2 separate regions of the Homo sapiens genome follow, and region 2 is linked to region 1. Evidence: read pairs that join two places in POLR2A ChIA-PET (ENCODE). Cell type or tissue: CD4-positive, alpha-beta T cell. All regions are shown on one strand. Each heading gives the region's core, and the rest is flanking DNA. Links, peaks and the distances in the headings are about the cores only.

Region 1 (4,380 bases), core at 122-4,121:
AAAAATTCTGGCCGGGTGCAGTGGCTCACGCCTATGATCCCAGCACGTTGGGAGGCCGAGGAAGGCAGGTGGATTGCTTGAGGTCAAGAATTTTGAGACCAGCCTGGCCAACGTGGTGAAACCCCATCTCTACTAAAAATACAAAAATTAGCCAGGTGTGGTGGCACGCGCCTGAAATCCCAGCTACTCGGGAGGCTGAGGCAGGAGAATCCCTTGAACCTGGGAGGCAGAGGTTGCAGTGATCCAAGATCGCCCCACTGCACTCCAGCTAGGGTGACAAAGCGAGACTCTGTCTCAAAAAAAAAAAAAATTCCAAAAATTTTATCTGGAACCACTAAAGACCCCAAATAGCCAAAGCAATCCTAAGCAAAAATAACAAAGCTGGAGGCATCATACTACCTGAGTTCAAAATATACTACAAAGCTATAGTAACCAAAACAGCATGGTACAGTCATAAAAACATACACATAGACCAGTGGAACAGTATAGATAACCCAGAAATAAATTCACACAACTGATTTTCAGTAAAGGTGCCAAGAATATACATTGGGGAAAAGATGGTCTCTTCAATAAGTGGTGCTGGGAAAACTGGATATCCACATTCAGAAGAATGACAAAAATTAACTCAAAATGGATTAAAGACTTAAATATAAGACCTCAAACTATAAAACTACTAGAAGAAAACACAGGAGAAATGCTTCCTGACATTGACCTAGGCAAGGATTTTTGAGATAGGACCTCAAAAGCACAGGCAACCAAAGCAAAAGTAGACCAATGGGATTACATCAAACAAAAAGCTTCTGCACAGCAAAGAAAACAATAGAGCATGGCCAGACACAGCAGCTCACACCTCCAGTACCAGCTACTCTGGAGGCTGAGGTGGGAGGATTGCTTAAGCCCAAAAGTTTGAGGCTGCAGTAAACTTTGATTGTGCCATTGCACTCCAGCCTGGGTGACAGAGCAATACTCCATCTCAAAAAAATAAAATGGTAGAACCACTTCGGAAAACAGACTGGCAGTTTACTCTAAAGTCAAATATATATATATGATATATAATGTAGCAATATGATTCTTTGGCATATAGCCAAGAAAAAATGAAAACCTGCCCACACAAAGACTTGTACATGAATGTTTATAACAGCTCCATCCATCAGAGTCTAAAACTGGAAACAACCCAAATGTTCATCAGCTGATAAATGGGATAAATACATTTTAGTATATTCACACAATGGATTTTTTTTTTTTTTTTTTTTTTTGAGACGGAGTCTTGCTCTGTCATCCAGGCTAGAGTGTGGTGGCACGATCTCGGCTCACTGCAACCTCTGCCTCAAAGGTTCAAGCAATTTTCCTGCCTCAGCCTCCTGAGTAGCTGGAATTACAAGCGCGCGTCACCACACCTGGTTAATTTTTTTTGTATTTTTAGTAGAGACGGGGTTTCCCCATGGTGGTCAGGCTGGTCTTGAACTCCTGACCTCATGATCTGCCCGCCTTGGCTTCCCAAAGTGCTGGGATTACAGGTGTGAGCCACTGTGCCCGGCCAATACACAATGGAATATTATTCAGCAACAAAAGTGAATGAACTTGGCCAGGCATGGTGGCTCATGCCAGTAATCCCAGCACTTTGGGAGGCTGAGGCAGGAAGATTGCTTGAGTCCAGGAGTTCAAGACCATCCTGGGCAACATAACGAGAATTAATTAATTTTTTTTTTTTCCACATAGAGATGGTGTTTCACTCTGTTGCCCCAGACTGGTCTCAAATTCTCTTGAGCTTAAGCAATCCTCCTGCCTTGGCCTCCCAACATGCTGGGATTATAGGCATGAGCCACTGCACTTGGCCCTTATTTTTTTTTGGAGACAGAGTCTTGCTCTGTCACCTAGGCTGGAGTACAGTGGTACAGTCACACCTCATTACAGCCTCAACCTACCAGGCTCAAGGGGTCCTCCCCAACGTCAGCCTCCCGAGTAGCTGGAACCACAGGTGCAAGCCGCCACAGTGGGCTAATTTTTAACAGTTTTTGTAGAGACAAGATTTTGCTATGTTACCTGGGCTGGACTTGAACCCTTGGCCTCAAGCAACCTCCCACCTTGGCCCCCCAAATATTTGGGATTACAGGTGTGAACCACCGCACCTGGCCCAGTCTCTTATGGATGACAGACTTTTAGGCTATTTATGTTCTTTGCTATTACAAAGAGTTTTATAATAAATAACCTTACATATGTTATTTTACATATACCAACGTATCTGTAGGATAAATTTCTAGATATAGACTGAAAAGGATAGGTGCATTTATAATTTTGATATATAATGCCAAATTAGTGTCCTTGGAGTTGTACAAGTGTATACTCCAGCATTGCAGAACTAGAATAGTCAGATCCTGGCCAGCCATTCTCCCGAGAGCATGTGGAGAGGTGGGCTGGATGGCTCACTGCAATGATGACTGTCTCTACTCTGCACCTCAGAGGACCTCAGCTAAGCACTCCATGGCCAGCCCACTGGAGGCACAGGCTTCAAAACAGGAAACGAAAAGGGCCTGCTTCTGCAGTTGACAGCTTTGATGCCTTCCTCACTGAGAAGGCCTTAGGAGAAGATGGCTCCTGCCATCAAGGCCACACAACTCCTATGGAGAAGTGACTTAGAGCCCAAAGAGTTGCATTTACAACTCTCACACAAATGATTCTCACGGGCTAGACAGGATCAAAAAGTACGTGTGAGTAGGCTGGGCACAGTGGCTCACACCTGTAATCCCAGCACTTTGGGAGGCCGACGTGGGCAGATCACCTGAGGTCAGGAGTTCGAGCCCAGTCTGGTCAACATGGTGATACCCCGTCTCTACTAAAAATATAAAATTAGCTGGGCATGGTGGTGCCTGCCTGTAATCCCAGCTACTCGGGAGGCTGAGGCAAGAGAATCCCTTGAACCTGGGAGGCAGAGGTTGCTGTGAGCCAAGATTATGCCACTGCACTCCAGCCTGGGGGATAGAGCAAGAGTTTGTTTCAAAAAAAAAAGTAGATGTGAGTGAAGTGGGACGATTTGGTCAGCTTTTTTTTTTTTTTTTTTTTTTTTTTTACACAGGGTCTTGCTGTGTTGCTCAGGCTGGAGTGCTGTAGTGGGAATATGGCTCACTGCATTTCAACTTCATGGGCTCAAGTGATCCTCCTGCCTCAGCCCCACTATCTGGGGCCACAGGCGTGTGCCACACCGAGCTAATTTTTAGTTTTTTTTTGTTTTTTGTAGAGACAGGATACCCCTTTGTTGCCCAGGCTGGTCTCAAACTCCTGGGCTCAAGTGATCCTCTTTCCTCAGCCTCCCAAAGTGCTAGGATTACAGGGGTAAGCCACTATGACCAACCTCAGCCAGCTTTGAGCGCTTACTATGTAGCCAACCTTGTGTTAGGTATACACCAGCAGAGATAAAATATTCTCTAGCACTGAAAACAATGAAGCGTATTGTTGTGGCAATGTGACATGCTGTAATAAAACAGAAACAGGTTACCGTGGGAAGCAGAGGGGAAATCCTTAACTCTCTTCAGGGAAGGCTGCACAGAGTGAAAAACATCCTGCAGTCAAGGGCAGGGCCTGCAGGCATAGGAACCATTGGCGCCTCTAGGTGAGGTGAAGGGGCATCCACGAGGTCAGGATGGAGGCTCACATCCCAGAGGGAGCTCCTAGGAGATGCCTTTTCCTTCAAGAGACAAAGGACCAAAGTTGGGCTTAAGAAGGACTCAGATCTCAGATGCCAACACATGGTCTACCATCACTTGTTCACCTGGAGGGCACCCCTACTCGTCCTTACATACTCAGCTGAAGGTTGTCATAGGCCAGGCCCATGCCTGTCTTGCAGCATTGTTTGAAGTATACTTGCGCGTCTGTTTTCTGTCTCCCTACTACAGTGAGCTCTTGGGGCTTAGGGCCTGGGGTTCTAATCATTTGCATCTGCCATGACTAGCACAAAGTTATGGTTTTCTAGCTTAGGACTCAGGTGGATAGACTCAGGTGGATAAACTGCGTGGAAAACCAGGAATCATTTTGAGAATCTCTTGAGTCCCAGAGGTGGCAGTAACCCAAATTGGCCTCAAGCTGGCACTGTTGTAGTTTTCTTCTGTTTCTAGACCAGTTCAGAAACTTGCTTCTTTCCTGTGTTGACTTTAGTTTCTTGGTAAATTAGCTCCTTAAACCTTCAAGCTACTAGTGAGTTTGTCTGAGGGTGGATAAATGTTGCCACACCTGAGTCAATAAAGAATGAATCAGTGTGGCCTTCATAGAGGGGTGTGGTACTGGTAGTTACCATGACAGCCAAAGACACTCGAGAGAACTACAAAACGAGGATAGCGGGAAGTGGGAAATGGAGGAATGGAATTGAGGGCAAGTCCCCTCCATGCT
Region 2 (4,354 bases), core at 355-4,354, 63 kb before region 1:
CATGCCCCCTGCCCTGAGGCCCCAGCCCCAACCTCTTTCCCAGGGACCTGCCATTTGGTGGAGTAGCCCTGAGTTCCACTTGAGCCTCTGCCACAGACAGTGTGTCTGACCAGCTCCCTGAGCCCTAGTTTCCCCAACTGGACCCACCCTCCCTGCCTGTTTCTCAGGCTGCTGTGCAAATCAGCCAGACACTGGAGTGGGGCAGGGTCCAGAGGAGTGGTGTGGCCTCAGAGCCCCCTGCTAACCTTTTCCCCATGCTGCAGCCTGACCTGGCCCCGGTGGCCACAGCATCCCAGGGCCCCCAGACTGAATCGTGTTGCACCTGCACAGCCCGCCCCGGTGGGGGGTATCGGCCTCACAGAGCAGGCGCAGGGCCCTGGGCTGCAGTGAGTGGGGGCCCAGGTGCTAAGCCAGGGCTCCCTGATGCCAGAGCCAACCCCGCTCCTCTGCCTCACCCTGGTGCCCATCGCCGTCCAGCTACCACCTGGGGAAACAGATTTCAGGAAGAGGGTAGAAACACAGGGGCCCCAACCCAGAATCCAGGAATCTTCACGTTGGCAGCAGCCTTAGCAGCTGCCTGGCCCACCCCTTGCCTGGGGCCGAGACCACCTTTGCCACCTCCATAGCCAGTTCTGCCCAGGGAGCCCAACCCACACCATCCACAATGATGGGAAGGCCTCTGAGAGAGGCGTGGCTCTGTGACCTTACACTGTTGCCTTCAGGGTACCTGCTCTTCCGAGACTTCTGCCTGAACCACCTGGAGGAGGCCAGGCCCTTGGTGGAATTCTATGAGGAGGTGAGACCCAGAGGCCCAAGCCCTGCTCTGCCTGGAGAAAGGGGAGGAGGTTGGGGCGGCTTTGTGGAACCCACAAGCTGCCTGGTGTGGGCATCCCCATTCCCTGCTGGGCTCTAGATGACCTGCAGGAATCCTGTCCTCCAGATCAAGAAGTACGAGAAGCTGGAGACGGAGGAGGAGCGTGTGGCCCGCAGCCGGGAGATCTTCGACTCATACATCATGAAGGAGCTGCTGGCCTGCTCGCATGTGAGTGTCCTCAGCTGGCCCTGTGTGCTGGCCCAGAGTCACCTGCAGATTGGGAGGGGAAGAGAGGACCCTGCTGAGAATTCATGGCCACCTCTGTCTTCCCCAGCCCTTCTCGAAGAGTGCCACTGAGCATGTCCAAGGCCACCTGGGGAAGAAGCAGGTGCCTCCGGATCTCTTCCAGGTGTGTGCCTCCCGGTCCCTCCCCAGGCAAGGTCACCTTGGACAGCCCCTGGTCAACAAGCCTGGTCAGCCAGGGGTGGGGCCTGGGCAACCACGGTCTCTCGGGGCTCAGTCACCAACTTCCAGCTTCCTCCCTTAGCCATACATCGAAGAGATTTGTCAAAACCTCCGAGGGGACGTGTTCCAGAAATTCATTGAGAGGTGAGAGCAGGGAAGTGTGGGAGAGGAAGGGGGAGGGAGGGGCCGCTCTCAGAAGGGGTATGGCTGGCGTGGAGGGCAGAAGCCAGCCTTCATTAGGCCCTGAGCAGGCAGGTGGCTGGCCCGTCAGCGGCCCCCTTGCAAGGACTCCTGAGAAGTCAGACAGGCTGCAGGTCATCTCCCACCCTGCCCTCCTCAGCACCAGGCAGCTCAAAGCCCATCCCAGGCAGTCTCCTAGCTCCAGGGAGCTAGGAGAGCTGTGCCACCTGTGCCTCTTTCTCTCCCGTGGGCTGTATAGCACCTTGCTGGCCCACCTGGACTGAGAAGCATCAGAGTCCTGGTAGGGGTAGGCCCAGTAGAGCGCATGGCCCCCGTGACCCTCACAGCCAGAGTTGGCGCGGTGGGTGGGAATTGTAGGTAGATTTCAGCCAGCTTTAGGGAGCAGCTGTTTTAGGGTCACTGCTGCCCAGCCATGGAGTGAGCTCTGTGTCACTGGGGGTATGCAAGCAGGGACAGGAGACGTACTTGTCAAGGATATGGTAGCAGGAAGTCTGGGTTAGACTGGAAGACCTCCTTTCTGTGCGGATCTGATTCCAGCAGGAAGCCACGGCCAGGTGGCCGAGGGCCATGCTGGGCACCCAAGCAGCCCTGACTGGTGCTGTGGGCGGGCAGGCCCTCAACATATCCTTCCTGGAAGAGGACATTAACGCTCGTGATGTTTCCACACCTACCCTCACGGGACCCCAGGGAGTGGCGGCTGGGTGGGGAGGCTCACGACAGCATCATCCTTCCCACATTCTGAGTGGCCCCTGAGCCCTGATTCTTCTTTTCCAGCGATAAGTTCACACGGTTTTGCCAGTGGAAGAATGTGGAGCTCAACATCCACGTGAGTGGGCTTGGGTGGGGCATGGAAAGCCACGCACCCTGCTGCTCCTCTCCCGGGAGCTGGGCCTGTGGCTTGGCTGGGAGGGGGAGGTCAGGGGATGTCTGTCCTTTAGCCCCCAGGGCCGTGGCTATGGGGGTCAGGGCCGGGATCCCAGCATGGGGAGGCCGGAGCAGGTAAATATGTGGCAAGGATGGCCAGGACATGGGTATGGGGACCCTGGCATGGGGCCAGCCCCTGCTGCCCAGGTGCCTCTGCCCCAGGGCTGGGCAGAGGCAGCCTGTGGTGACCGCAGCTGTCGCTGCCCCTCAGCTGACCATGAATGACTTCAGCGTGCATCGCATCATTGGGCGCGGGGGCTTTGGCGAGGTCTATGGGTGCCGGAAGGCTGACACAGGCAAGATGTGAGCACCCTGCTCGGCGCGGTGGGATACCTCGGGGAGCCGGGCTCCTGGGGGACCCTGACAGGCCGGGTTCCACACAGGGCCACCTGCTGCTCCATGCACTCCTGTCTTGCCGTGCTGTTACCCCCGCAGGCTCCTCTGGCCCCAGCCCTCCCTGTCTCTGATTTGTGTCACACGCTGGTCCTGGGTCTAGTCTTTCCCTCAAGCGCCCCCTGAGGCAGCCCTGGGCCCCTGCTCTGAGGGTGGGTGTTGACTGCCGACCTCTGCCCCGTAGGTACGCCATGAAGTGCCTGGACAAAAAGCGCATCAAGATGAAGCAGGGGGAGACCCTGGCCCTGAACGAGCGCATCATGCTCTCGCTCGTCAGCACTGGGGTGAGCTGGGTGGGCCGGGCTGCCGCTGAGGCTCTGGAACCCCGGGCGCCCCTGCTAACTGCCCGCCCCCTCCCCTCCTCTCCCCTCCTAGGACTGCCCATTCATTGTCTGCATGTCATACGCGTTCCACACGCCAGACAAGCTCAGCTTCATCCTGGACCTCATGAACGGTGAGTGCTGGCCGGGCCCTAGGGTGGGCCGGGCCCAGGCACGGGAGGCTGGGGCAAGACACTGAGTGCTGCCTGTGGGACTGCCTCCCTCAGGTGGGGACCTGCACTACCACCTCTCCCAGCACGGGGTCTTCTCAGAGGCTGACATGCGCTTCTATGCGGCCGAGATCATCCTGGGCCTGGAGCACATGCACAACCGCTTCGTGGTCTACCGGGACCTGAAGGTGAGCGCCCCTGCTGTCCCCAGGCTGGACCTCCGTGGCTGTCCTCTCCTTCCTCTCGACATCCCGGCCACCAGGCCCAGAGGAGTGGGGCTCCTGGGACATGGCCGCCCCGTATCTTCCCATCTCCGCCCCTGCCCTTCCCACCGAGCCACTCTCTGGGTCCAGGTTGTAGCTGGGGACAGGAGAGAGGACCCCCACCTTTGCCCTTTCTTTGGGTACCCATCGTCCTCTCCAGTGAAGCAGTGACCCAGCTGGCATCTTGCCTGGCTGGGCCCCATCCTGAGCTGCCCCAGGCAGCTCACTGGGCTTCCTTCACAGCCAGCCAACATCCTTCTGGACGAGCATGGCCACGTGCGGATCTCGGACCTGGGCCTGGCCTGTGACTTCTCCAAGAAGAAGCCCCATGCCAGCGTGTGAGTGCCCCCCACCCTCTCCCTCCCCACCCCTTGCCACTCCCGCTTATGGCCCCCTTGCTCCCACAGGGGCACCCACGGGTACATGGCTCCGGAGGTCCTGCAGAAGGGCGTGGCCTACGACAGCAGTGCCGACTGGTTCTCTCTGGGGTGCATGCTCTTCAAGTTGCTGCGGGGGTGAGTGGCCCATCCCAGGTGGGCAGGTGGGTTGGGGCTAAGAGAAGTTCCTCCCCAATCCAGGTGGGATGCCAAAGGAGGGGAGCCCATAGCTGCCTTGGTGGTAGGGTTGGCACCGTCCCTGACTTTGGCCACAGCTCATCCATGCTGCCTGCCTCCCTTTCCCCATTCCTGTCCTTTGACATTGGTTTTTGGCCTTTCTTGCCCAGGCACAGCCCCTTCCGGCAGCACAAGACCAAAGACAAGCATGAGATCGACCGCATGACGCTGACGATGGTGGGTGCAGGTC

The links. ChIA-PET counts read pairs that join two places held together with the same protein. Peaks named below come from ENCODE experiments on the same cell type or tissue, not always from the same donor. Only the 100,000 strongest peaks of a DNase experiment are listed, where the experiment ranks them.
Region 2: POLR2A ChIA-PET joins it to region 1 with 5 read pairs; 16 of 35 experiments call an interaction of 5 or more read pairs at or near these places.

The regions. Positions count from the first base shown.
Region 1 is chr11:67,341,953-67,346,332 of GRCh38, forward strand. All of the region lies in intron 2 of LOC100130987 (a long non-coding RNA gene), which reads left to right. Among named protein-coding and RNA genes, the nearest start is that of POLD4, 9.4 kb to the right of the region's middle. In CD4-positive, alpha-beta T cell, for the core only: a CTCF peak has its summit at 4,067; DNase peaks (open chromatin) are centred at 2,510 and 4,079; H3K27ac peaks cover 1,321 bases.
Region 2 is chr11:67,278,478-67,282,831 of GRCh38, forward strand. GRK2 (G protein-coupled receptor kinase 2) reads left to right here. Exons shown (of 21, transcript NM_001619.5): 3 at 723-796; 4 at 941-1,042; 5 at 1,149-1,223; 6 at 1,362-1,423; 7 at 2,255-2,306; 8 at 2,616-2,707; 9 at 2,982-3,081; 10 at 3,173-3,251; 11 at 3,345-3,475; 12 at 3,794-3,888; 13 at 3,958-4,065; 14 at 4,275-4,341. Among named protein-coding and RNA genes, the nearest start is that of ANKRD13D, 8.6 kb to the right of the region's middle. In CD4-positive, alpha-beta T cell, for the core only: no CTCF peak of the experiment used is centred there; no DNase peak of the experiment used is centred there; H3K4me3 peaks cover 209 bases; H3K27ac peaks cover 3,985 bases.